Linked DNA regions of Mus musculus: all the other regions are linked to region 2. A link is a loop called in an ENCODE intact Hi-C map of the cell type or tissue named here. Cell type or tissue: heart. All regions are shown on one strand.

Region 1 (5,000 bases), 58 kb before region 2:
AACTGGGCCTTCGTTACTGAATCGGAGGTTCTCCTTCCTCTCTGTCTCAATATAACTCAAAATCTTTGTCTACCCAAGCACACAGGATGTGTAGTTGGAATGATGGAGCAGAAATAGAAGGAAACACCTTTTTTCTTAATCATTAATTAACATCTTCTGAAAAGCTGCTCTGTCAGAAGAACAAAATACTAACATTGAATTTATGGCCACCTGTTGCCTCAAGACAAAGTAGGGTATACTGGGCTTTGCACAAAATTCTCGAAACAGCAGGCTTTCTCTGAAAGGTTACATAGGTTACTGAACTTTGGCCCAAACTCTCCTTCCAGGGACAACTACACCAGACTCTTAAAAAGGCTTAATGCTTGTCTAGGGATGGTTGGAATGACAAGCCAAAACCCAAACTACCTTCTGATGTGATAGGGGTTTACTGGCTATTGTGAGGATTTCCACCTCTTCTAGAGTATGGATTATATTCTTCTTGAAGGTAGTGTTGCTTAAACAGCTGACAGGAGATTCTGGATGAGACAATATGAATGGTGCCAATCTGTGTGTGAATAGAGGCATACTTTGTGTTTCTCCAGCAGATGTCATATATGCGGTCATTGTTTTTGTTAAGACAGTCTTGGTGAACTGAGACTAACATAAAACTCTCAAGGTAGATGACATTTGAAGCAATTATGACTCTATCTACTGACTCCTGGATTAGTGGTAATTTTTGCTATCTGCCTTGGCTCCGGACATCTTGTGTTCCCAGCCACTCACCCAGGAATTCTTTGGATTCACAAATGAAACACACACACACACACACACAGGGAGAGAGAGAGAGAGAGAGAGAGAGAGAGAGAGAGAGAGAGAGAGAGAGAGAGAGAGATCAGTTAATTTTTGACATGCAACTATCTCAAAAGCTGGACACTGCTAAACCTTTCTGTAGTAGCAAACCCTGCCCTCCTGTACTCCTAAGGCTCTTAAGCCTTCCCCTGCTATTGTAAGCCCGTTGGAGGAAGTGGCCAGTTACCTGAATTCTGGGTAATAGGGTTGCAGATCCCTTTAGCTCCTTGGGTACTTTCTTTAGCTCCTCCATTGGGAGCCCTGTGATCCATCCATTAGCTGACTGTGAGCATCCACTTCTGTGTTTGCTAGGCCCCGGCATAGTCTCACAAGAGACAGCTACATCTGGGTCCTTTCGATAAAATCTTGCTAGTGTATGCAATGGTGTCAGCGTTTGGATGCTGATTATGGGGTGGATCGCTGGATATGGCAGTCTCTACATGGACCATCCTTTCATCTCAGCTCCAAACACAGAGGGTTGACATTCTCTCCTGCAGCTCTTATGTCCCATGCTTCTCCTCTGAAGGCATGATGATTCCCTGCCTCGTTTCTCTCTTTCAGTCCTAACCTGCATAAAGCCAAAGGACCACCCTCAGTTTACCTGTTCAGCCATTGGCCACTGGCTCTTTATTAAACAATCAAAAACCAACTGGGGAAAAGTACCTTTAACTTTTGGAGAGCTAGGTTCCCACGTTGGAGGCCCGAGTTAATTAGAAGTATTAGAACTGATACCCAGCACCTGGAAATACAGGCTGGTATTATATAGTCGTAAGAATTGATCCCAGGATGTAATACATGCTGAGAAAGCAGAATCCTCACCAATGGCTGAAAAAGGTTTAAGAGATAAAATGGCCTTCTCTGTGATTGTGTTTTACCTACAGCATCTGTTGTACATCAGCCTCTGAGAAACCATCATCTGGTGGAATGTGGAGCTACGCAAGAGACAGGAGATATTAGCATGTGGGGGAAACGCAGCAGCAAAGCCAGATTGAGTCACTGGAAAGGATTTCTTTAAAAAGACTTAATGCTTGGCTAGGGATGGTTGGAATGACAAGCCAAAACCCAAACTACCTTCTGAAGTGATAGGGGTTTACTGGCTATATCAGTCACATTTTCTTGTGCACCTGTATTTACGAGTTCAGCAAGGGGTACTAAATAGAGGGGAAAAAAACCAACAACAACAATATTTCTCCACGAATGGAGAAAATGTGTCTCCATGAGGTCACAGACCTGAGCAGCAGGACTGACTTATTTTCTTGCTGTTACAACTCGACTACCACAAGATGGCGCACAGTATCCAATAAGTTGCTTCATATCAAATTGCAAAACAAATTTAAAAACTCTGGAGACAGCCATTCCAGAGGCTTTGGTTTTCTGTGTTTGACATCTCCATCCCCTACTAGATTCAAGTAGAACTTCTGCTTTTACATTAATGCATTATCTGTGTTAAAGTACCCTGAATCCAGGCAAGAGGAAGGAAAAAAAAGACTCAAGTTTAACATATCTACCTTTTAAAAATCTTACACTTATTCCACACATCATCATGTACCCAAAGTAGTCCATAGCCTAGTAGAAACACACGCTCATCCATGCTGTATTCACAATAGCAAATAAATGGATTCATTCTATTTTTATATAACAATTAATTTTAAAACAAGTCTATGGATTTGAAAAAGAACAGGAATGTATGGAAAGATTTGAACAGAGGAAAGTGAAGAAGTAAATGATATGATTATGTTATAATCTCAAACAATGGAGAAAAGAAAATGTGGGGAAAGAACATGTGGAAAGATAAAAGGGACACACACACGCACACACACACACACATGCACACAATGGTTAAACAAAAGTCTCTAATAGTCTTTCTTATTGATGCTTCCTCACTATCAAAACAGATACTTGAAACTTCCTTATTTTTTAAGATTTTGGAGGTCTTTACTACACCAGTTCCATTACTCTGACCTACAGTATTTCCTATTAGTTAAGAAATAGTTGAGAGTTCCATTTCTCAGGCTTGATTATAGCATTTGATACTTAAGTAATGGCCGAGGGCGGAGAGGGGGATGATATAAGCAATTTCTCTATCCTCACTTCAGGTCCCAAAGACAAACCCTGTGCTTGACTCTCACTTTGGAAAACCAATGAGTTTATTGAGCTGCTTCACAAATCACAGGTGATGGGTTGCTTACAGGATTACAGTCACTCCACACACAACCTCATCTAAAAAGCCTTCTCAGCAAGGCTGAGAAATCCCCAGTGCTGCATAGATAGAGCCCATGTTCTAGATCTCCTAGGCCTCTGTAAACTGTAGCCTGTTCCCCAGGCCATGTGAAGAGGCGCCACACACTAGGGGAGATTGGATACTCACATGAGAATCATGTACTTTACTTTGCCCCTCTAGGAGGAGTATGAGGGGTATGTAAGATGGAGATGCTAAACTCTCCAAGATGGCAGTTGCTTGTCTCAGAGGACCATCACTAGTGCCAAGATTCTAGTGATGTGCATTGTGTCTAGATAAACCAAAGATCTGAAGACATGGTCAAATATTTTCTACTACCTCTGTTTCCTTTATCTGTCTATGTTATAATTTCATTTATTATGTATTTTAAAATTATGTACATGTGTACATTGATTGCTTGTTTTCAGTTCAAACACACTTGCCTCCCTTTCTTACTTAATCTCACTCCTGTTTATCTCCTTTGTCTACCTAGACAGGCTTACTTAAATACACACACACAAACATACACACACTTGCGCACACACACACTATACATACCACACGCACATGCACACAATCACAGAATGTGCATACCATACACAGACCAAACACACACATCACACACAAACACACACCAAACACACACACCAAGCACCATACACACACATACACACACATATGATTCTGTGTTTTTATATAAAATTTAAGAACAATAATTAAAAGACATCATATAATAGGTGTGCCTCACTTAATTTATTTAACGTGATTATCTCCAATTATATCCCTTTCATGGCAAACCACAACACTTTGTTTTGGGGACTGGACTTGAAGTAGTTTCTCCTACTCCTGCCTGACAAATGCTATGATTATAGGCATGCCCAGCAATAACATACTTGTTATGATAAATACTATTTTATATTAATATTTATATATTAATAATATTAAATAACATTTAATATTACTCATTAATGATAAATAATATTTAATATTTTATTTTATATTTAGTTATTTGTGTGAAGACAGCAAATGCGTATGAGTATAAATGCTTACTAAGTCTGGAGCCCTTGAATTTTCTACAGATAGAATTACTACCAATTGTAATTCAGGTGCTGTGGGTGGTTGAAACTAAACTCAGGTATTCTACTAAAGCAGAAATTTGTATTAACCATTGAGACATCTTCTCAGCCTATGAAATAGAATAACTTATTTTTAATATTTACCATCATGTATAAGCCTTGAGAATATGCATTGCTCTTTTCCTCTCTTGTAGTACATTGCTCCACTACATTAGTTTTGTTTAGAGTATAAAGGCTTAGTTTTTAAAAGAACACAAAAGAACAACAATATTAACATTGACTTTTATTTCATTTTCCAGATTCAGGGGACACAGAAGTTTTTTTTTTTTTTTCAGATTAAAAATGCTATAGGACACAGCATAAGGTAAGGAAGGCAGAAGTGGAATGGGACTGAAGTGGAATGAAAACCATCCCTTATCACAGACTTCATGGGGCCTTTAACTCAATGTCTGCAGGAGGTGAAGTAGAACTGGTGCTTGAATCACTGGTTTGACCAGAATCCTCACTCAGGGCTCTCTCAAGACTATAAGGCAGGGAATGAATAAATCTCTCACGAAAGTCCTGGCCCATGAAAACATAGAGCATCGGATTGAGACAACTATTGAAGTAAGCCAATGAGCTTGTTGGGTTAACAAACATGTCAAGAATTTTATAACTACCACTAAGCAATGTCTCTTTAAACCAGACTGTGCCCAAAAGGGCCACAAGCTGAAAGGGAAACCAGCAGATAAAGAAGGAAGCCACAACTGCTGTAAGGACTCGTAAAGGACGGCTGGAATTAACAAGGTTTCTTCTGTTGATCTTGACAGCAATGAGTCCATAGCAAACAGCAACAATTGACATGGGCATGCTGAAACCAATAAGGAACCTGATGATCC
Region 2 (5,000 bases):
TTGTGTGTTAAGAAGAAACAGAGGAGACTCAGCAACTTGCTCCTTCTGTTTTTGTTTTGTTTGTTCTAGGCTAGGGATGCTGCTAAGGTGCTCATCTAGCATGGATGAAGCTGAGTTTCAATCCAGCACTGCAAAAACTACATATGTTAGTGCGGACCTGTGATAACTGCACTTGGGAGGTGGAGGCAGGAGGATCAAAAGTTTAAGGTTATGTGAGTTAAGTGATCCTGGGCTAAAGAAGACTCCATCTTAAAAACTAATCATCAATCATGTTACATGCAACATGGAGGTAGGGGATGCAGGGTGCGTGCATAAGGAGTAGGGACTAGTCAGAGAAAGTGAATTGTTGGCTGGGGCCTGTGCAATAGGTGGGGAAGAGTTCACGTTCAAAGGGAAGGCATTTCAAGAGTCGGGCAGAGCATGGGTGAAAGCTCAGACACATAACAGCACTCTCAGAGTTCAGGGGACTGAAGCTAAAGCCTCCTGAAAAATAACAAGGAAGATATGAGAAGAGATAAAAGTACACAGTAAAACAGTGCAGATTTTGGAGGGTTGTCATGGTCATTTACAGGGATAATGTAATGGTAGAAATGAGTAGGGAGGTGTCAGGGGATTAAGAGGACATGAGGATAGAGGGAAAAACTCATTACTGTAAATAGGAAACATGTGCCAAGATCCTGGGGTGACTGAGAATATTAATGAATGCCACAAGGAGAAAACAGAATTGCAAGGTAGGATAGACAGCTTTCTTCCTTCTTTAGTAGGGACAAGGCAGGGAGGAAAAATGAGGGCCAGAATATGTGGGGCCTTGGGAGTTTTCTCAAGAAATTAGATTTGGTTCCAATGACAACAGGAAACTATTGATGGATTTAGAGCAGAGAAGTAACCCAATGTGACATACTTAAAAATACTGGATTGGAAACTAGTATTTAAGATCTGAGTCCATCCCCAGAATCTGCAGGTAAAAAGCTTACACTTAAATGCTAGAGCTGTTGAGGTGGTGACAAAGGTTGGCCAGCTAGCCTAGCCAGGCAAGTCTCAGCCATTGAGAAACCCTGTAACAAAAAACAAAACAGTGAATTGACTGACAAATAGCACTGGTATTGACCTCCAGCTTCTACATGCACATTCATGTACACATATTTATTCAATCCCACACACACACACACACACACACACTCGCAATAAACCAGACTAGGCAGGTAGTTCAGCTGTATAGTACTTGTTTAGAACCCACAATAGGGGACTAGAGGTGTAGCCCACTGCTAGAGCTATTGCCTAGGGAGAGAGGTTGGGAGTATAACTCAGTGATATAGCTACTTCCTAGAATACTTCAGCAAGGGATGGGGTGTGGCTTGGTGGTATAGCTCTTGCCTAGACTTCAACCAGTGAAGGGCTGGGAGTGTTGCTCAATGGTTTCTGCTAATAGAAAGTTGTAAGTGCTTTTTCTGATATAAAGAAAGGGTTAGGGAAAGTTTGGATTTTTTGTTGGTGGTGGTCTTTTGTTGTTGTTTTGGTTTTTTATGGGGGCGGTTACCATATAGTAGTACTCTGAGGGTATTTTCTAGAGATGGAAATATAAAGAAATCTCCTAGAGAACAGAAAAGGGTTTCAGCTGATGCCCAAAATCCTCCAGAATGAGCCTCCCAAACTAAAACAGTGTGTATCCCGTCACCATATTCACCTGAGTATTTGGAAGGTATTTTGTCAGGTCCTCACCTATCGGTGAGCAGTGACTTTAAAAAGCAAACAAACACCCACGAACGAACTAAAATATATACTTTATTTCCAGGACAGATGTAGGATCAGGATTTGTTAGTTGCCACTTAAGTACCATCGAAAAAACAGCCTGAGAAAACAAAGGAGTCTGTACTATAGGGAGGCCCAGTGATAGAGACACTTGGGTTTCAACGTGCACAGGAGCTTGGACCTGAGTTTCCAAGGAGGCTTGGAATCAGGACTCATGCGTTATAAGACAGTACAGACCTGGACTCCTGGGTCTGAGAAAAGAGGGTTAGGCTCCCTAGGTCTTAAAGGGTGGGGACTAGACGCCTAGATATCTGGGAGAATTGGAACCTAGAAACCTGGTTCTGGGGAAGGTAGGCTAGGGCCTGGACTTTGCAGTCTTGAGGGAAGAGAGTTAGGCTTGGACTTGGTCTGAGAGAAGACTTGGGTTGGACTGCTAGGAATGAGGGAGGAGGCTGGGGTCTGGACTCCAGAGTATAGGGGAAGAGGCATGCGGTGTGGACCAAAGGAGCTGGGGCGAGGGGCGGGGAGGGGGGGGGGACGGTGCTAGCTGGCACTCACCACACTAGCAGAGTAACACTGGCAGACCCAAGTGCAGCGGTGGCCGCGAGCAGGAATAGGTTGCCAAGCGTCAGAGCCTGGGGGTTGGTAAGTAGTTCGCCTAGGCTGGGGCTCCAGGGCTGGATCATTTCCGGCTCCGCCGGCGTCCGATTCATCACTTCCCGGAACGTGACCTGGAGCTCAGTGTCCTCAGGCGGAGGAGGGCCCGTCACTGCCAGAGCTCACAAGTTAGAGAGCGGAGCTCCGCCCTCCGCCCTACCTCATATCCTCACCCCGCCCGTACCGTTCAGATAAAAGTAGAGCCGCGCCAGGGGGCGCTGGTCGTGCAGGATCACGCAGGAAAAGGTCCCACCGTGTTTGGGTTGCACTGGCCGTATTCGTGCCAGGTACCCGTGAGCCCCCGGCATATCACGGAAGTACGTAACGTCCTTAGTTCGGACCTGTGGGACAGCAGAGCTGAGGCTGAAGTGCTTAAATGCACCGGGAACGGAAAGCCCTGCCCAGCTCTAATGCACGCCCCCTCCCAAAGCACTGACTCAGCTCGCAAGCCTCTGGCTCTACTGGCTGCACTAAGCAACCCTTCCGGGCATTCCCTAAACCCTGACTCATAATGCACATTGAGCATGGGTCTTCCACATATTTAGTCTCCATCTCTCCCTAGTTCCCCGACCCTTCTTCTTGCACTAAACCGAATCCCTACACTGAACTGAACCTCATCCTTCCCAAGCCCTCCAGCTGGCTGTTTCCGGACTCACACCTCCCACAAATTTCCAGGAATAAGTGATCTCCGACTCTGGCAACTCGAAAGCCACGATACAAGAAAACAAAGCCTGGTCCCCTCGGTTCACCAGCATGTCCTGAACTGGAAAGAGGCCGGATAGCTCTTTTAAGTCCGCACAAGCCCCTCCTGGCGGCATCCCAGCCTCGCCCGCCCTCTCACCTGGACAATCGAGAGGCAGATCGCAGAGTTTAGAAAAGCAGCCCGAGCAGTGGAAAAGCCTAGCCACCTCCTGGAGACCTAGTGAAATGAGACCAGGAGTGGAGGGCTCCCCCTGAAGTCTCCCATCAGTTCTCTGAACCCTGTTAAATCTATGGGAACTCCAAGGGTTCTTTTGAGGAGGTGGAAGACAGACCCAGTCTTTTCTGCACCATCTAAATCTCTGTCCAGTAAGGCCCTGGCTAACCTTCTGGCTTGTGTGGCCAGTTGAGCCAGTTTGCTACAACATAAATGTGGTGTTTTGTGTTCTAGCCACTGGGAACAAAACCTATGGATTTATGCATGGTAGCCAAGCTCTCTACCACTTAAACATACTCCTACTCCCCGACGTGGGAATTTTAGGTAAGTAGTCTATACCACTAAGCCATACATACCCCAACCCCTCTGGAAGAGTATAGGCAGGGGACCTGTCACTGAGCCACACCTCCAGCCCCTCACTGAGTATTCCAGGCAAGCACTCCACTGCTGGGCTGTATTTTCAGCATTCTTTTTAGTTTTTGTTTTGAGTCAGGGTCCCCCTAAATTACCGGGCATGGACTAGAACTCCTGTAGCCCAAGCTGACCTTGAACATGTAATCCTCCTGAGTTGGCCCCAAGTAGTCAGGATGACAAGCCTGAACCACCAGGCCTGTTTCTTATAGGTTTTTGAACAGTACCTAGTGTATGTGCTTTTCTATTGGATTCCTTTGGATTGGAGGCCCACTCATTGTCTCAATCTTAAATTCCAGGTTTCCACCCATCACCATGTTTCCCCTGCTGTTTTGAGTTTGGAACTAATTCCTTACCACAAGGAGGGATGCAGGCCGGGGCTGTGGAGAGAAAGGAAGCATTAAGACCCAGGTGGTTGACAGAGGGACCTACCTAAAGCACCTCCATAAGATATTATAGGCAGGGAACCCTATACTCTAGAGAACAGCACTTGGGGACATAATACATTGTTCCTAAGGTGCAAGGCTAAGGCCATGGAGCTTCACTCAAAAGGATGGAGCAAGGCCAAGTGCATCACCAGGCTTAAGGCTTGCAGTTAGCCGTCTATGAAAAGGGGAATGTGGTGGGGATAAAGACGCCTTGAGGAAGAACCAGCCTTGGATTCATTACCCTGGAGGGTGGGAGTAGATCCCAGGCAACCAATCCTTTAAGGAGTCAGCACCTAATTAGAAGGCCCTGCCAAAGAAGCACCGCCTAGAGAAGATGCTTTTGAGTGCAGAGCCAGAAACAGAACTCAGAAGAGGCTGGGGTGGATGTGGGCCAGGACTGCCATCGGAACTATACTAGAATAGGAAATCCACTGTTCCCAGCATTTAGGCTGGATTCAGAACACCCACCTGTGTAGTATGGGGTATGTCTGCAGGGGATGGAGTTGGAGGCCGGTTTACCTTTTTTAAGGTGTTCAATGGTCCTCTTCAATTTTGCAGCAGCATCTTTGAAGGCAAGCCAAAAGGGCTCTGAAGGATGAAGCAGGGTGGTTGTACTAAGAGCCCCTTTCCCTGGGTCTTGCTGCCTCTCCCATAAGCACAGGCTGTTTCCTCTTCCCACAGATACAAAGGGAAGGGTTGCAAACTTCCCCCAAGTGTTCTTTCTGCCTCCTGAAAGAACTATCCATTTATGTCTCAGTGGAAATGGGAGGATAATGTTCAAACCCTCTGCAGGGCCTACTGAGCCCTACTATGCTGGTTCAGTTTCCTATTTCTCTGTT
Region 3 (5,000 bases), 770 kb after region 2:
TCTTGATTGTCTTTTTCTGTGAACCACGTAAATTTTCAAGTTTGGCCTTTTATTGATCATCTAACATTGATAACATTAGTATGCACTGATAATAGAAGGTATTTTAAAAGAAAGCTCCCTCCATCATTCTTCCCACTCCCTTTGGTTGCTGTGAATACACCATTTTCAAAGTTGGTCAGTGAAATCAATTGTTACCAATGTCCCTCTTGATCTATAATTTCCCCTAGAATGTTGTGGAGGTAGGAGAACATTCATTCATTCCTTCATTCATATCTCTCTGTCTTTTTCCCTCATTGACCAGTCAGGGCTCATCCTGGAAGAATTTATATGCTTCTCTTCAGGCATTGGACAGCAGAAGCAGGATTAGGTATTCAAAGAAATTACATAGCAAAAGGCAAGTCTGGGCTATAGAAGAAATTCCTCTAAATAGAAACAAATAATCATAGCAGTTGAGAAAACGGATAAAATACTTAAATTCTCCAGAAACACTAAAGAGAAAAAAAAATCTAGATGTTCAGAGAAATTCTAAGAAAATGAAACTTAAAAAGTGTTATCAAGAGCCGGGCGTGGTGGCATACACCTTTAATCCCAGCACTTGGGAGGCAGAGGCAGGCGGATTTCTGAGTTCAAGGCCAGCCTGGTCTACAAAGTGAGTTCCAGGACAGCCAGAGCTACACAGAGAAACCCTGTCTCAAAAAACCAAAAAAAAAAAAAAAAAAAAAAAAAAAAAAAAAAAAAAAGTGTTATCAAGAATTGACTTCTTTAAAAGATAGATATTATTGAAAGTATGAATAGGTACAGTGTCTTTCAACAAGAGCAGGCCATTACCTTGTAGGCAAATACAGCAAACCAGTAGCCAACATCAAATTAAATGGAGAGAAACTTAAAGCAATCCTACTAAAATCAGGGACTAGACAAGGCGGCACACTTTCTCCATAACTATTGAAGTCCTAGCAAGAGCAATTCCACAACAAAGAAGATCAAGGGGATACAAATTGGAAATGAAAAAGTCAAAATATCATTATTTGCAGAGGATATGATAGTATCTATAAGTGATCCTAAAAATTCTACCAGAGAACTCCTAAACCTGATAAACAACTTCAGTGCAGTAGCTGGATATAAAATGAACTCAAATAAATCAGAGGCCTTTCTCTACAGAAATGATAAACAGGATGAGAAAGAAATAGGGAAACAACACCCTTCACAATAGTCACAATTAATATAAAATACATTGGTGTGACTCTAACTAAGGAAGTGAAAGATCTGTATAATAACTTCAAGTCTCTGAAGAAAGAAATCAAAGAAGATCTCAGGAGATGGAAACGTCTCCCATGCTCATGTATTGGCAGGATTAGTATAGTAAAAGTGACTATCTTGCTGAAAGCAATCTACAGATACACAGCAATCCCCACCAAAATTGGAACTCAATTCTTCACAGAATTAGAAAGGGCAATTTGTAAATAAATCTAGAATAACAAAAATCCTAGGATATCAAAAACTATCTCAACAACAAAAGAACCTTTGGTGGAATCATCATCCCGAAACTCAAGCTGTAGTACAGAGCAATTGTGATAAAAAACAAAAACAAAAACAAACAAACAACCCCCTTCATGTTACTGGTACAGTGACAGTCAGATCAATGAAGCTGAATTTAAGATCCAGAAATAAACTCACACATCTATGTCCACTTAATCTTTGACAAAGGAGCTCAAACCATCCAGGGGAAAGAGGACAGCATCTTCAACAAATGTTGCTGGCTCAATTGGCGGTTAGCATGTAGAAGAATGCGAATTGATCCATTCTTACCTCCTTGTACAGAGCTCAATGCTAAAGGCCAAGAGAACAACTTGTAGAATACACGAAAGAAACTTAGCCTGTCTGACTTTGGCATCCTGCTAAGGGTGTTTCTATACACAGGACCCTGCTCGAAAGGTTTTGTGAATATTCAGCCCAGATAGTTAAGTTATGCAAGAGCCACCGTTGGGTCCAGAAGCGGCTAAAACCACGAGGCAACTCGCAGGTGCCTGCATGTAGCTGCTGGTTCCGACCCAGCCTTCCGTAGGACCCAGCACACCCGATCCCGCTCCTCACCTCTGTGGGAAGTGACAATATCCTCATCATGTCGCACTTTCAGAACTTGCCTGAGTTTCCTTCACAGTACCCAGCAGCACACAGGACAAATCACTTAAGCCTGCTTAATTACAGGGAACCAGCGAAAAGAATTCCGGAAGAACCACCCTCCTCTTATGACTGGCAGATCCCACAGGGAACCAGGAAAATCCCTTCCGGAAAAACCACCCTCCTCTAAGACTGTCAGATCCTCCTTCATGCCGTGATTGGCTAGTAAATCCTGAGTGACAGGAGCAACTCTCTCAGGGTGAGAGGGTGCAAACGCAACTCGGAATAGTGGTTCAGTGCACAGGTTTCCAATCTAGACGCACACCTATTCTAGATCAGCAGAGATTTGTATTTTGGTAGCAATTGTCCCAGGTTTCCGATAGCGTACACCCCAGCTATTGCCGTCCCTTCTCTCCAGCTCACCTCTGATTGGCTGCCTGCTCCTCCCCATTGTGAGCTGTGACTTTGTTCTCCAGAGCCAGGACTCAAATTCTGACCTGTGAGTCCACTGCCCTCAGAAGGTGCTTCCTCTTATTGCTAGTGGAATGAAGCATATTACTAAAGTTGCAGTGGAGTGGATAATCTGTCTTACAAGTGGAAGGATGCCCAGTTTAACTGCTAGTTAAAGAGTGACTTTAAGAAACAACGTTTTGTATTGTGGCTTCTTACTGGGTTCTGGTAAATTGCACAAACTTTCCAGCTGGAGCTCTATTGTTATTCTATAATCTACTATTCTATTGTCTATTCCTCAGTAGGAAAGTGCCAAAAAATAAAATAAAATCTCAACCCAAAAACACAGGTGTACTAGGAAAATGCTCTAGGGTCTCTCTATGTATGTGGAAAGTAGATTTATTAGTATGGCTCCCAAGCTGATAGCCAACTCTTGCAACTATAACTCTATACCAATGGGAAGTTGAGCAATCCAGTGGTTGTTCAGTCCATGTGGCTGAATGTCTCAGCTGGTTTTCAGTATATATCATAATATGTATAGGAATAAAACGTAACAGCTGTAAGGAACCTAGAAACATGTAACGAATACATGTAATCATAAAAGTCGCCACAAAATCCATACGGGTGGTAAACCTTAAGCATTTAAAGAATGTGGGAGAGCTAGCACTACAGTATCCCTGACTGAAGACATAAGTATTTGTATGCCAGCCGGGCATGGTGGCGCACGCCTTTAATCCCAGTACACAAGAGGGAAAAGGCAGGCAGATTTCTGAGTTCGAGGCCACCCTCATCTACATCCAGAGTGAATTCTAGGACAGCCAGTGTTACACATAGAAACCCTGTCTCGAAAAATAAAATAAAATAAAATAAAAATAAAGAAGAAGAAGGAGAAGGAGAAGTAGAACACAAAGACGATGACAAAGAAGACAAAGAAGGGAAATATAAGACTTAAATAGTTTAAAAAAGAAGCATAAGACTTAAGATATAGGACTAGATGAAAAGGAACAGAGAGGTCCAACCATCCATTGAACCCCATTTAAATCATTCCAGGGCTTCCCAAATCCACCTTCCTCAAATCTACCTTCCTCAAATGAACATATGGAGAAATATAAAATTGATATGTTTCCCAAAACTTAGGAATCTCATAGCTTTCAAATGGTCTGAATATGTGAAGGCATACAAATCCAATTCCACTATTTGGTCAAGAAGCATATTTATGCAGTCCTTCATTAGGTTGCATAAAATATCTTTCACTTTGTACGTATAACTTTTGTAAAATTATCATATGTTTAAACTGGCCCATAATAGTTTCTTTCTGTTAGAATTATAGGGATGGAAATGGAGAGGAGCCTTGCCACGCACTCTGGTTGAGTCAGCTTGACAGGCCGAGAGGCCTAAAAGTCACGAGGCAAAGAGTTTCACGGAAACTCACCTCCTGGAATCTGGTGTTCTCTCTAAACCATACATTAATATTCCATTCCCGAGTTAGTCTGGTGTATGGATCCATGTGCTCTCTTTTAGTATTATCCTATTATAAGTGCCTTTTAGGATTGAATTCTCACATAGCCAAGCCTTCACCAGTGTTCCAACAGTCCTAGAAAGTCCTACAGCTGACCATGGGCTTGGAATTCAGTAAGAATGTTGCTTTCAGTGACATTCAGAATTGCCTCTGGCATTACACTATCACTTTGAATAAAAGCCAAGTCACTGCTCTACACAAGAATTTACCATCATCTAGGAAGAAGGAAGTTTGAGACCTAAAGAGAAACCAGAATAGACACTTAGAACTAGAGATAGCTGAGTTACACCCATACACACGTATTTACAATGGTCTACGGGAAAGGTGGACTATACAATAGACTAAAATAGGAACTATGGCAAGGGCACGAAGCCCTTGACCCTGGCTTCTAAGATTAAGTGAATCTTAGGTGCAGCTCTTTTTGATCCCAGTTGTTAACAATGAATTCTATCCCAGGTGGTTCCTGTTAGACCTTCTGTGTTTGTATTCCTGTTTTGTGTAAGAATCCAGTAACCTCTTTGTACCTTGCTGGTGTGTCACCCAACTTCCCTATTTTCTTCAGCATAAAAAGTTTGATGCTCGATTTGACAAATTACATTCAGATTCTACACAACCTCTCCTATGTGCATCTGTCTGTTTCCATCCAAGGCTTTGCCCACCTGCCCCAGAGACCTGTTCCACGCAGACAAAAGGATAAAGAGGGTCTGAGGCAGAGCCTGAAGAAAAAAGGTCCAACAACAGGCCCAAAGAGGGATCCAGCTCAAGGGAGGTCCCAGGGCCTGACACTATTATTTTTTAATATTTATTTATTATTATATCTAAGTACACTGTAGCTGTCTTCAGATGCACCAGAAGAGAGTGTCTCATTACAGATGGTTGTGAGCCACCATGTAGTTGCTGGGATTTGAACTCA
Region 4 (5,000 bases), 51 kb after region 2:
ATAAAGAGGGTGGGCAGGAGAAGAACTCGGAAAACCAAAATGTAGGTAGTGGAGGTCCCCGGTTCAGGTAGATCTGTTGGAGTCTGCTACCGGAGGGTTTAACTTACAATGGCTTACAAATTAGGATGCTAGTTGCTGGGTCCTTTTGATTCTAAACTAAGATCATGTGGTGTACTCCAGTGAAAAGGTAAGGTAGCAGGGCACGCCGGTTGGCCATGGGAATTTGGAAGCGTGGGGCTTGTATGGCAGCAGCCTGTCATGGGGAGCTTAGCAAGCTGGGTGGAGAGATTTTGGAGCTTTGAGACAGAGGGTCTGCTGGGCTGAGAACAGGCTGGCCTGCCTGCTGGTGCTTTGCCTGAGTTAGCGGGGGTGTTTTACTAATATTACTCGCTACAGGTGGCAATCCAACATGGGAAGCTAGAATCCACTACAAATTTAAGATTCTTAGCCTATGAGTTAGAAATTTAGTTAGAAATTTGGACATTGCAACAAAGAAAGCCGGTTCTAAGGTCCCCTGCTGTGAAAAGAGACAACTTGGCTACTCTGAGCCAGAGAGCCAGGGAATGGAAGCTGGATACTTCTTGTGGGCAGATACTGATTGAATTGTGAATTTATAAAATTGGAATTATTTGCTTTTAGGATAAACTTATAATACAGATTCTGTCCAAATCACATGGGGAATTTTGCCTGCATGTCGGAACTAGAATAGGGAAATTTACTAACTCCAAGTAGAGAGCAGTGATAATTGCCTGCTACAAACAGGCACTAATTAATACAAGTCTATGTCTCCAGGCAGAGAGCACAACAGAAAGATGTTCTAACAAGTATTAATAAAATAAATGTCTATGGCTCCAGTCAGAGAGCATAACAGATCGAGAGTATGTTAAAGTCTGTAGGAAATTCATATTCCTTGAATGTGGGCTCCATGGGAATTTTGGGTTAAAATTCTGGTTTAACTAGCTGTTTGCCTCTTATTAGCAGATATTAATAGAAGTGTGATTAAATTGTTTTTATAGTTAGAAGGAGAAGATACAGATTTTCAAAATGAGTAGCATTATGAGGTTTTTTTGATTGTTTTATTATTCCTCAGGAAGATAAAGCAGGATACAATCTTTCCTGGTTGCTGACTGAAGGATATGCTGATTTGGGAGAAAGGTTTTAAAAAGTGATTAGTATCTATATACCTTCCAGAATTATATGGATCAGATATGATGAAGGGAGACTCCCTCTCCCCGACAAACCAGTTTCCAGAGACTCAAAAAAAAAGTTATCTTGATGATACTAAAATTTTGTTTTGAGATTTGTGTATTACAGATTATGCAGCCTTGTGAGTCTCATTGTCAGACATGCTGAACTGACCTGTTTGACCTCCTGATCTCAGGGACTTTCAGCCAGATCCAGTTAGGACACAGACATTAGAAACTAAAACAATCATTGGTGTAGCCTTCTTAAGGCCAACCAGCTCCCCCACTTTCCCTACCCTCCCCCACTTCAAAAATACCTCAACCCCCATATTCAGCTGGAAGTAGTTATGAAGAATCATTGCCCCGGTTCCCTGGACTTGAGCTGGGGGAAAGGGATATCTTTCTAAACAAAAAGAAAGTTCTGATATAAAAAAGGAGGAGATGGGTAAACAAGCGGTAATTAATAGAGCACATAATACTTAGAACACCTGACTGAACATGTAAGGACTAATGCTAAACATTTTGATGCCAAATGACAACCTTACTGACCATAACACTACTTATACTCTGTCCTAAGTGACTACTTCTATGAGGAAGTGGATAATTAAAGTTCAAGTTAAAGGGGGTAAAGAACTCCCTAGCTGAACTCAGGGCCAATGATGTTGAGCTATTTACAGGTATAAGTTCTTCCTCTCCTCTCTTCTCTCCTCCCCTCCCCTCCCCTCCTCTCTTCTCTCCTCCCCTCCCCTCCCCTCCCCTCCCCTCCCCTCCCTTCCTTTCCTTTCCTTTTCTTTCCCTTTCTTCTCGTCTCTTTCCTTTTTTCTTTCTTCTGTTTCTCTCTGTGTCTTTCTGTTTCTCTTTCTCTCTCATTTTTCTCTCATATAATACATCCTAACCATAGTCTGTAGGAGCTAGTGCCAGAAAATTAATGTTTAACCAGATAATTACTGTCAATGTATACATCTCTGTTGTAAATTTTATGTTCCAACTTTTAGGGAATTTTTCGTAAAAAACAAAGGATGCTTAAATAAACCATGTGATTTATTCCCCTAGAAATGATACAAACAACTAAAAACAATTACACTGAATGGCATTATTCAGAGCAGGAGGCGAGAGCAAGATTATTAGGAGAAGGAGAGAACAAGATTAGGAGAATGGGGAAGGACAGCAGAGTAGAGTAACTTACAAATTGAAAAGGAACTCAGAGATTAAGAAAGTGGATTGGAGTGATGGCTCAGTGGTTAAGAGCACCAACTGCTCTTCCAGAGGTCCTGAGTTCAATTCCCAGCAAGCACATGGTGGCTCACAAACATCTGTAATGGGATCTGATGCCCTCTTCTGGTGTATCTGAAGAGAGCAATGGTGTGCTCATATACATAAAATAAACAAAATAAATCTTAAAAAAAGAAAGAAATTAAGAAAGCAATATACAGAATGCAGAGAGAAAGAGGAACAAAGAAAAAGCGGCAGAGAGAACAGAAAGAGCAAGCAGGCTTTTCCATATCATTGGATGGAACAGGTCATTTCTTACCAACATGGCAGGCTTAGCATTACTAAAGAGGACAAAGCTTTTGTCTTATTGGCTTGGGTTTAAATTCATTTAGCAATAAAAGGATAGAAGCTTTTCCTTCCTCTAGTCAATAAAGATTGTAGTTCTTTTTTTTTTCCAGAATGCATGAGTTCTTTTTGCACTGGCATTCGGTGTTTGTTCCATATGACTCATGTTAGGCCTGAGCGACACATTTGTAAAGTTATAGAACACTGTAATAGCCAGTGCCCAAATATGGAATGTAGGAGTCTTCTTCCTCTATAGCAAAGGGGCAAAGAACATATCTAAGGGGAAAGGTGAGTTTATGTATTAATCTGGATAGCTTTTGCACGTGCTTCTGTAAACTTTCTCAAAGCTGTTACCATTGCTAAAGAGAAAACGTGATCCTTACATGGTGAAGTAAATGCAGAGCCCCTCAACCAAGGGAAGAAAATCAGGACCAGCCTCCATGGAGATGTTGTTTAGCAGATATCAGAACAACAGAAAAGCGCTGCATGATCACCGTGAGGTGAATATAAAAGACTCTCTGGATCTAGTTAAATAATACAAAAGTCATTAGTAAAAAAAGAGCCCATGTTAAATTTCACACCACATTATGACTGACACATTGCATGTGGAAGTTTGTAATGCAGTTAGATATTTCATCTTAGTATATGAGGGAGTAAAAATTTCCTAACAATTGTACTTAAAAATACCCTTTTATTAACAGTAGATTCTTTTCTCATAGGTTATATCATGATTACAGTTTCTCCTCCCACTACTCCTCCTAGTTTCTTCCCAACTTCCCTGCCCCCTCTCCACTCCATATCCACTTTAGTTTTGTCTCTCAGAATAGAACTGGCTTCTAAGAGTAAATGACAAAACAACAAAATAAAACATAATAAGATAAAACTAAAACCATCACCTCAATTTTGGGCAAGTCCACTCAACAAAAGGAAAAGACCCCCAAAGCAGAAACAAGAATCAGAGACCCACTCATTCACACACTCAAGAGTACCATAAAAACACTAATCTTAAATCTATAAATACATTATTTGTACACAGAGAACCTGGTGCAGACCTGAGAAGACCCTATGCTTGCTGCTTCAGTCTATGAGTTCATATCAGCCTTACTCAATTGACTCAGAGGGCCTTGTTCTCCTGGCATCCTCTATTCCCTCTGACTCTTATTCTCTTCCTGTCTTACCTTCGGGGGGATTCCCTCAGCTCTGAAAGGAGGGATTCAATGGAGACATCCCATTTTGAGTTGTGTGTTCCAAGGATACTTTCTACTGTCCATCTGTGGGTTTTTGCATCTGTTCTGGTCTGCTGTAGGAAAAAGCCTCTCCATCAATGACTGAATAAGGCACTGATCTATGAATATAGCAGAATATCATTAAGACTAATTTTATTCATAGTTGGTTTTTTAGGCCAGCAGTATTTGGTTTTATCCTAGGCTTTTTAGTCACTGCTTCTTGGTCACCCAACCAGTGTTGGATATGGGTTCTGTCTCTGGGAGTGGGCACTAAGTCAAATCAGATATTGGTTGGCTACTCCAAGTGCTGTACCAACCACCATTACCCTATCATAACTTGGAGGCAGGGCAGATTGTAGGTCAAAGGCTTTGTGGCTAGGCTGGTGTTGTTTCTCTTTTGGTAGACTGCAGATTGCATTCACATACCAAAGACATGGAAAAATAATGAAGGCTCCATGTAGGCACCAGCTCAACTTCCCCATGTTCCTTGAGTTCTTTATATATTTTGTCCTATATCAGATATGGAATTGGTAAAAATATTTTCTCATTATGCCATTTGTTCTTTGGATGGTGTCCTTTGCCTTATACAAGCTTTTCAATTTCACAAGGTCTTATTTATTATTTGTTAATCTTAGTACCTGAGCTGTTGGTATTTTATTAGGGCAGTTGTCTTCTGTGACAATTAGTTCAAGGCTATTCCCCATTTTCTCTTCTATGTAGGTTGAGTGTATCTTTATGTTGATATATTTGATCCAATTGAAGTTGCATTTTTGTTCAGGGTGATAATTATGGTTCTATGTGGATTCTACATTCAGAAATACAGTTTAACCAGAACCATTTGTTTAACATGCAGTCTTTTTTTTCAGTGCATATTTCTGCCTTCTTTATCAAAAATTCAAGTGTTCATAGGTGTGTAGATTTTTTTAAATTAATTAATTAATTTTTTACACTTCCGGTTTTTTATTCCCCTGCCCTTGGTCCACCCTCCCATTGTTCCACATCCTGTACCTCCTCCTCACCTCCCTGTCTCCAC

The links. Peaks named below come from ENCODE experiments on the same cell type or tissue, not always from the same donor. Only the 100,000 strongest peaks of a DNase experiment are listed, where the experiment ranks them.
Region 1: a loop joins it to region 2, with 2.0 times the contacts of the local background. A loop is called at or near these places in 13 of 42 quality-filtered maps.
Region 3: it touches region 2 in a loop (4-fold over the local background); 2 of 42 quality-filtered maps call a loop at or near these places.
Region 4: it touches region 2 in a loop (2.1-fold over the local background); 8 of 42 quality-filtered maps call a loop at or near these places.

What each region holds. Positions count from the first base shown.
Region 1 is chr17:17,893,348-17,898,347 of GRCm38, reverse strand. It overlaps Fpr2 (formyl peptide receptor 2), which reads right to left. Exons shown (of 2, transcript NM_008039.2): 2 at 4,396-5,000. The coding sequence ends at 4,549. Among named protein-coding and RNA genes, the nearest start is that of Fpr2, 8.0 kb to the right of the region's middle. In heart, a CTCF peak has its summit at 2,103 (motif pointing right); no DNase peak of the experiment used is centred here.
Region 2 is chr17:17,835,834-17,840,833 of GRCm38, reverse strand. It overlaps Spaca6 (sperm acrosome associated 6), which reads right to left. Exons shown (of 9, transcript NM_001162909.1): 3 at 4,681-4,749; 4 at 4,090-4,113; 5 at 3,248-3,325; 6 at 3,063-3,169; 7 at 2,591-2,747; 8 at 2,308-2,518; 9 at 1,763-1,849. The coding sequence ends at 1,816. It also overlaps a transcript of Has1 not described here. Among named protein-coding and RNA genes, the nearest start is that of Spaca6, 7.4 kb to the right of the region's middle. In heart, a CTCF peak has its summit at 2,628; a DNase peak (open chromatin) is centred at 2,583; H3K4me3 peaks cover 2,111 bases; H3K27ac peaks cover 1,815 bases.
Region 3 is chr17:17,061,298-17,066,297 of GRCm38, reverse strand. It overlaps Zfp960 (zinc finger protein 960), which reads right to left and starts at 2,195. Exons shown (of 4, transcript NM_001005358.2): 1 at 2,092-2,195. The coding sequence starts at 2,121. In heart, no CTCF peak of the experiment used is centred here; a DNase peak (open chromatin) is centred at 2,307; H3K4me3 peaks cover 1,155 bases; H3K27ac peaks cover 476 bases.
Region 4 is chr17:17,784,984-17,789,983 of GRCm38, reverse strand. No RefSeq gene overlaps it. Among named protein-coding and RNA genes, the nearest start is that of Mir99b, 43 kb to the left of the region's middle. In heart, a CTCF peak has its summit at 2,511 (motif pointing left); no DNase peak of the experiment used is centred here.